2 separate regions of the Mus musculus genome follow, and region 2 is linked to region 1. Evidence: chromatin contacts called from ENCODE POLR2A ChIA-PET data. All regions are on one chromosome and are shown on one strand. The core of a region is the stretch at or near the end of the contact, and the rest is flanking DNA. Distances in the headings are between cores, read along the strand shown. Region 1 holds the start of Josd2 (Josephin domain containing 2). Region 2 holds the start of Nr1h2 (nuclear receptor subfamily 1, group H, member 2).

Evidence for each region. ChIA-PET counts read pairs that join two places held with the same protein, here RNA polymerase II (POLR2A).
Region 2: POLR2A ChIA-PET joins it to region 1 with 13 read pairs in Patski. The contact joins the promoter of Nr1h2 here to the promoter of Josd2 in region 1. POLR2A ChIA-PET finds 5 or more read pairs at or near these places in 3 of 5 experiments (Patski and embryonic stem cell).

Annotation. Positions count from the first base shown.
Region 1 is chr7:44,466,496-44,470,135 of GRCm38, reverse strand. It overlaps Josd2 (Josephin domain containing 2), which reads right to left and starts at 2,156. Exons shown (of 5, transcript NM_001205071.1): 1 at 1,946-2,156; 2 at 1,167-1,329. The coding sequence starts at 1,312. It overlaps Aspdh (aspartate dehydrogenase domain containing), which reads right to left. Exons shown (of 7, transcript NM_026690.1): 3 at 3,581-3,640; 4 at 3,323-3,472; 5 at 3,031-3,251; 6 at 2,803-2,957; 7 at 2,385-2,493. The coding sequence ends at 2,450.
Region 2 is chr7:44,551,746-44,555,484 of GRCm38, reverse strand. It overlaps Nr1h2 (nuclear receptor subfamily 1, group H, member 2), which reads left to right and starts at 1,520. Exons shown (of 10, transcript NM_001285517.1): 1 at 1,520-1,676; 2 at 1,777-1,906; 3 at 2,731-2,788; 4 at 2,865-2,978; 5 at 3,240-3,530; 6 at 3,626-3,739. The coding sequence starts at 2,749.

The DNA.
Region 1 (3,640 bases), core at 907-3,406:
CCTACTTCCACTTCTCCCGTGACTCCCAAGTGCTCTGGACAAAGTCCCTGCCCCTCCATTCTTCCCACTCGTCACGGTCTCTCTCCAGACCAGCTTCAGATGTCATTTCTTCTGGGAGAGGAGCCTTCAGACCCAAGACTGTGCTCAGAGTCCCTGGGTGATAGTCACATTCATGCCGCCATATCTGAATACAGAGTGCCCCTTTCTTTTGGGAACACCCTGCCCTACCCTGCTCAGAGGCATCCCTAGTGCCCTATCATCCCAGGACAGACGCCCACCTCCTCCAGTGGCAAGCAGGCCCTGCATAGCCTCAGCACCAGCTCTTAGCAGCCACCCATCCCAGATGTCCCTGTGCCCAAGCCTTCCCTCTAGCTCTCCCCAGCTCTGTGGCCCTGCTCCTCTGTAGGCCTGGACCCTTGGCGAGCAGTGTCAAGAGGGAGCCACTCATGTCTGCAGCTCTCCCAGCCTTCTCCCCCTTGTGACATCTGCCTCAGCTCGAGCTGCTCAGCATGTCCCTGGAGAAAGAGCTGGAGAAAGAGAGATGCGTATGTTCTAAGTAAGTCTGAAGTTTACAGATGAGGGCTGCCTGTGGATCTGGGCAAGGACTACAGGCTGGGGTGTCTATGTGCCCATAGAAGCACCCTGCAGCCTAGAGGTGGGAATGGGGAGAGAGATTCAAGAAAGTTTCTTACAAAAGTGATGGTTGAAATTGTGAGGCGCAAACAAAGGGACCAAGAAGGGGAAAAAAATGCCTTGTGTAACATGGGAACAGCCTGTTGGAGGCCTAGGAGTACATCGAAGGATGAAGCTGCAGAAAGGTAGGCAAGGACCCGAGCACACAAGGCCTTGAGTTCAGCCTGAAGGCCCGGGGCTAGTCCCTAGGAGTTCTGGGGAACCAAAGAGGGATAGAAGCAGAGGAGGGGGCAAGCAGCTGTGGGGCTGTGTGTAGGACGACCAGGAGAAGAAAAACAGACAGCTGGGAGGTTGTGACAGAGGCTCAGATAAGAGAGGTTGAGGCCAAAGCTGGGGCTGAGGCTGTGAGAAGCAGCAGGTGGGAGGGCAGGCAACAGCTCCTGGATCGGAGCCTTGGCCCTGCTAGGGTCCCAGGAAGGCTCCCGTGCCTCTCTGAGCCCTGCTCTTCCAGGGCGGGGAACAATGGCAGTCACCTCTTGCAGATTTCGTCGGCAGCCTCCTGGCTAAAGAGCTGCTCTTGAAGGACGTTGTTGAGAGCATGGACAGCACACAGCTCTAGCCGCTGCCGCTCATGATACACTGAGGGTGGACTCGGCCTTGCTTCCGGAGCCTGAGACATGCCCTCCTCAGCTCCTGCTGCGGGGTGGGACAAGGAGGTGTTAGGCACCTAGGATCTTGCTCATTCGGTTCTCTAGATTCCTGGGTCCCTGGGCAATGGACATTGAGATGGGCACTGGGGCTAGCTTAGGAGGCCGTGAGGCCCTGACCCTATTTCCCAGGCTGTCTCCAGAGCACAGAGACACCTTTTGAGCCCAGTCCTGGGAGTGGGGGGAGTAGAGGCTCTCATCTGCTCACCTGGCAATAGAGACCCACCCCCACTACATGTCTCCAAGCAAAAGGGTCCTGATCATCATCACCTAGCAATGGACTACCACCCCTTCTGTCCCTAGGAAACAATACCTTTTTAGTTCCCAAGCAACAGAACAACCCCACCCTCTGGGTATCCTGGTCCGTTTTCTGATCACCTAGCAATGGAGGACTCCTCCTTTCCCGTCTCTGGGTAACAGGGTCTCTTCTGGTCGCCTAGCAACGAAAGACTTCCCCTCCTCAATAACCAGGGTTCTCGCCTCCCTTCACCTGGCAACGAGGCCCTCTACCAGTTACTAAGCAACAGGAGCCCCCACCTTTTCCTGTCACCTGGCAACCAGGCACACTCCCACCCGCCTTTGCTTGTCGCCCGCCTGGCCCTCACCCCGCCGGCCTTTCTGCTCCCCGGGACCGACCGCTTTCGCATTCCCTAGGCAGCGACCGGGTGGTAGCACGCTGACTGAGCAGGCGAAAGGGACTACAGCTCCCGGCGACTTGCGCGCGCCGAACTGCGATTCCCGAAGGCCTCCGTAGGGCGTCTAAATAGGACGCGCAGTCCGGAAGTCCTCCGGGGCTGCTCTGCCGCGTGGGACTACAACTCCCATCGGACAAAGCAGCCAGTTCTCGTTCTCTCCCAGGGCTCACTGCTGCCTAGAGGTTTCTGGGAGTTGTGGTAACGAGTGATCTCGCGATAGCTTTCAGGGGGCTGGTTTGTGTATGAGCTCGCACGCTGCTGCTATGGCGTCATACTCAGTGTGTAGCTGAAGCGTGACGACATAGAGGTGGGGACAAGGAACCAAAGAGGCCAAAGAGAACAGTGGGCTGAACTCTGATGTTTACTGGGACCCATAGTTGTCAATATGACAGTAAGGGTAGTAGGGGAGGAGACTCAGCAGAGGTGGATCCCAGGTCTGGAGGTGAGCTGACAGCAGCCTGTGGGGAGAATGAAAAACTAGGATGACAACACAGACACATGCAGGTGGCCATGGTGGACGTGGGTTTTGGAAAAGGTAATGTGGTACAAGTCAAGGAGGATACTCAGAAAGAGATGTGGCATGTGGATGTAGAGACCTAGAGGGGGACCCAGATGCTGAGAGAAAGCGGGGCGGGGAAAGAGAGGCTCATAGAGCCTGGGAGTGAGAACTAAGAATGAGAAAAGACAGAAAACTGGGGTTGGGACACCCAACATGTGAGCTCTGCCGAGCACAAACGCCAAGGGACCCTTGGAGGGGCCTGCCGCACCCAGTAGGCTGTGCCAGAAGGCTGTAACAGTAGCAGAGCCGGTGACAGCGCCAGGCTGGGCTGGGTTCTCTCTGTGGGTGTGCACGGCAAAGCTGCGACCTGAAGGCCCTGGGGGTCCTAGCAGCTCCACATCCACCACGTGCATGTCGGTGAGGCTGCAGCCGGCAGAGAAGTGCAGTCAGTCCACCCGGAGTGTACACAGCTGTGCCACCTACGCCCTGTGCTTACCTAAGGTCAGCCACAAGCACCCCAATGACACGGTCGAAGCCTAGACTGGGGGCAGCCAGGGCAGCAGCTGCCATGGTGTTAGAGTTTCGGGGGGCCAAGGGACAGAGCCCACGCACAGGGCCCTCATAGAGCACTGTGCGGGGCCCACTACTGTGGGCTGCAGCCAGGGGTCCCTCCAGCCGGAAGCCATCAGGATGTGTGGCCATGGTGACTCGAAGGCTCTGGAAGCAATGGCAGGGTCAGGAGATTGAGACTCTTACATGTTCCGTCTGGCAGCCCAGACAGTCCTCACCTGGAGGCCTCCGGCTGCATCCAGTCTGCTGATGTCTTCACTGCCCCATAGGGCCCCTCGGGCCACAAACACAGTGTGGCCCCAGCGCTTTGAAGCCTCCAGGAGCTGCTGCTCTGTGGTCTGGTCAGCCAGAGCTGAGGGGGATCCCACCTTGGGACACGGATGGTAGAGAGAGGCAAGGCCAAGACCCAGATTACTGCTGGAGGGTGGGATGCAGCCAACACAGAGAGGGACTCACTGAGGGGCAAGGAGGCTCACCAGGAGGTTTGCATGGCGAAGGATTTGTGCCCCAGATTCATGGATTATTTTGGGGTGGGC
Region 2 (3,739 bases), core at 271-2,770, 86 kb before region 1:
CTCTCTTAGGAGATGAAGGCCAGCCTGGTCTACAGAAGCAGTTCTAGGACAGCCATGGCTACACAAAGAAACCCTGCCTTGCAAAACAAACAAATCAACAAGAACAACAGTGGCCGGGCGGTGGTGGCGCACGCCTTTAATCCCAGCACTTGGGAGGCAGAGGCAGGCGGATTTCTGAGTCCGAGGCCAGCCTGGTCTACAAAGTGAGTTCCAGGACAGCCAGGACTATACAGAGAAACGCTGTCTCGAAAAAACCAAACCTAAACAAAACAAAACCAAAACAACAACAACAAAAAACAAAACAAAACAAAACCAAGAACAACAGCAACAAAAGTTAAGTAAAAGCAAGAATTTGTGCTTAATAAAGATTCCCAACTGTCCATAAGTGGGGAGTGCGGAGAAACAATCTCTGAATGTTTTCCATCTGAGATTCACACAAGTATTTCAATCTTTTGTGAAAAAGCTGGTATTATTACTTTTATGGGAGAGGGGTTGAGGCTACTTGTTTATTCACATTTAGCTGATGGCCAGGTCTCACTTCCTAGCTCAATTTGGCTTCCAACTAAAAGCAATCCTCTTGCCTTGCCTGGGTCTGTTTGCTTATTGCAGGCATGGGTCTGCACCCAATTTGCCTTTTTTATATTTACTTCTTCCTATTATGAAGCTGAATGCAAAAATAAATTCTTGTATAAAAAAGTTCCTGGGCTGGAGAGATGGCTCAGCAGTTAAGAGCACCAATTGCTTTTCTGAAGGTCCTGAGTTCAAATCCCAGCAACCACATTGTGGCTCACAACCATCCGTAATGAGATCTGATGCCCTCTTCTGGTGTGTCTAAAGACAGCTACAGTGTACTCACATATACATAAATAAATAAATCTTAAAAAAAAAAAAAAAAGTTCCCGAGGCGGGGACATCAAGAGAGTCCAAAGTGAACAAGATCCAGAATCAGGACATGTGAGGAGGAGGAGAAGGAGAAGGAGAGAGAGGCGAGCCAGGAGAGTAAAGGACCCAGTAACCAAATCGGCTGGATTATAAAGGGAAGGGCAGCCCAAGCCCTGAGCTGGAGAAGTTTAAGGTATGAAAAGCCTTTAAGCTTTTTAGGCTTAAAACCATCCTGTAACCATCTTGCCATCTCCAAATTTAAAATATTTAGAACCAACATACAGGGCTGGAAGAGGAGCTGCTACCGCAATAATGGGGAGGTAAAGGCAACAGGCTCAGAAGTTTAAGGCCACCCTTGAAATAAGAGATCCTGTCTCAAAATCAAGACAAAAATTTTTTTAAAAAGCAGCCATGCAGCACCGCTACAAAAGTAGAGAACTTTAAACTACTCAAAAAGGTTAAAACCTGCTTCGTTAGCCACCTGCGAAAAGAAACGAAAGAACTTTCCGGAACTTTTTTCTGAGTCCCAGAGGGGAACTACCAGAAGAAATAAACTTCCGGTGTGCCACTTCCGGCCGAGGCCTCACAGTCGGTGGCGCCCTGGCAGACCGGAAGTCTGTCACCTTTCCCGGTCCGCCTACTTCCGGAAGTGACGCGCAGCGGGGTTGCCGGAAGAAGTGGCGAAGTTACTTTTGCTTTTCGCTCAGCAAGCGCTGTTGCTTCGAGCTACTCCCAGGCTTCTGAAGTTACTTCCAAAGTGCTGTGGAGGCACAATCACCGGTGCGGACACAGAGGCAAGTGCGCCGGGCGGCCGGGCAGGTGGGACTGAGCCCGGTACGCGGATCGCCGTGGGTCCCGCTTAGCGCGCGCATCCTTCCCTCACTTTCCTCGCAGCTCTCGCCTCCCACGGCCGTTTCCAGGGCAACAGAGTCGGAGACCCCCTGCGACCCCCCTCCCGATCGCCGGTGCAGTCATGAGCCCCGCCTCCCCCTGGTGCACGGAGAGGGGCGGGGCCTGGAACAAGGTGGGCGTGACTCTACGGGGCGGGGCGTAGGGAAAGCCTATGGTTGGTGGGCGGGGGCGGGACACAGATGGGCAGAAGGCCTGCTGTAGATAGTCTGTGATTAAAGGCTTTTGATTCTTGGGGCGGGGCCTAGACCACTGTTGGGGGGGATTGGGAGGGGCAGAGGCATGGAGGGCGTGGCACAGTGAAGACCTATAATTGGCTTTGGGGGAATGAGAGGGGCGGAGCCTAGGAGGAACGGGGCGGAATTTGGGTTTCTGCTCCAGAGTGGGAAGGGGTGGGGCCAGGGACTTGATGGGATGGGTAGGGTCTGGGGTCTGTATTGGGGTGCGTTAAAGCCTTGAAGGAGCCTATGGTAGAAGGGTAATGGTTGCGCCCTGATGGGAGAGGCGGGGCAAAGTTAGGATCTCCCATGATAAGAGCACAGTTGGTGCTCACAGAAGAGGAATAGAGTTGTTGGGCTCTCTGAGGTCATGATTCGTAGAGAGGTGGAAGGAGCAGTGGGCCGGGTTGGGCATGTTAAAGTGTGTGATGTTTATTAGGAACTAGGGCTGGGAGTGGGGGCTCAATATAGAAGTTAAAAACACTGAGGTGTGGCACAGTCTTGTAATGGCAGCACTTGAGAGGCCGAGGCAGGAGTGCGGAAGATCCCAGGACAGCCTAGAGTAGTGTGTTCCAAGATTTTGGAGGTGGTTCAAGCTGTTCAGCCACATAGTTCGGGTAGCCTGAGCTGTATGAGATCATGTCTCAAGAGTCCGTGAGCACTGGAAGAAGAGACACCCCTATTATGCCCTGTAATTGGCTGGCTCCCCTATGTTCAGCAGGCTGCTTCGTGACCCACTATGTCTTCCCCCACAAGTTCTCTGGACACTCCCGTGCCTGGTGAGTGACGGGCTTTCCCTAGCCAGCCCCTTCCACAGTGTTGGAGAAGCTCACTGTCCTGTCTTCCTTTTCCTAGGGAATGGTTCTCCTCAGCCCAGTACCTCCGCCACGTCACCCACTATTAAGGAAGAGGGGCAGGAGACTGATCCTCCTCCAGGCTCTGAAGGGTCCAGCTCTGCCTACATCGTGGGTGAGATGGGGAGACAGGAACAGGGGTGTGGGGCTTTGTGAAGGAAGGGCGGGGAGATGGTGGCCCCTGTCTTTTGGTCCGCTTTCCCTTCCTTTTCTCCCTGACACCGCCGACTCGTCCTCCGGAGCCCGCCGACCTGCAGATCTTTCCCTTGGCGTTGCAGCCCCGTCCTCTCACCCTCGCTTCGGGACCTCCCATGGCCCGTTCCCCGGCTGCTGTTTCTCTTTGTCGCTATCTCTCATGGCATCTGCTCACCCCAAGTCATCTTAGAGCCAGAGGATGAGCCTGAGCGCAAGCGGAAGAAGGGGCCGGCCCCGAAGATGCTGGGCCATGAGCTGTGCCGCGTGTGCGGAGACAAGGCTTCGGGCTTCCACTACAACGTGCTCAGCTGTGAAGGCTGCAAAGGCTTCTTCCGGCGCAGTGTGGTCCACGGTGGGGCCGGGCGCTATGCCTGTCGGGGCAGCGGAACCTGCCAGATGGATGCCTTCATGCGGCGCAAGTGCCAGCTCTGCCGGCTGCGCAAGTGCAAGGAGGCTGGCATGCGGGAGCAGTGTAAGCAAGGGGTGGGGCTAGAGGGAGAGCGGGTCACCTGCAAGGGGAGGTGTAAGTGAGGCTGAGGCCCGCCTCTGAGGCCGGCTTTCCCGCAGGCGTGCTCTCTGAGGAGCAGATTCGGAAGAAAAGGATTCAGAAGCAGCAACAGCAGCAGCCACCACCCCCATCTGAGCCAGCAGCCAGCAGCTCAGGCCGGCCAGCGGCCTCCC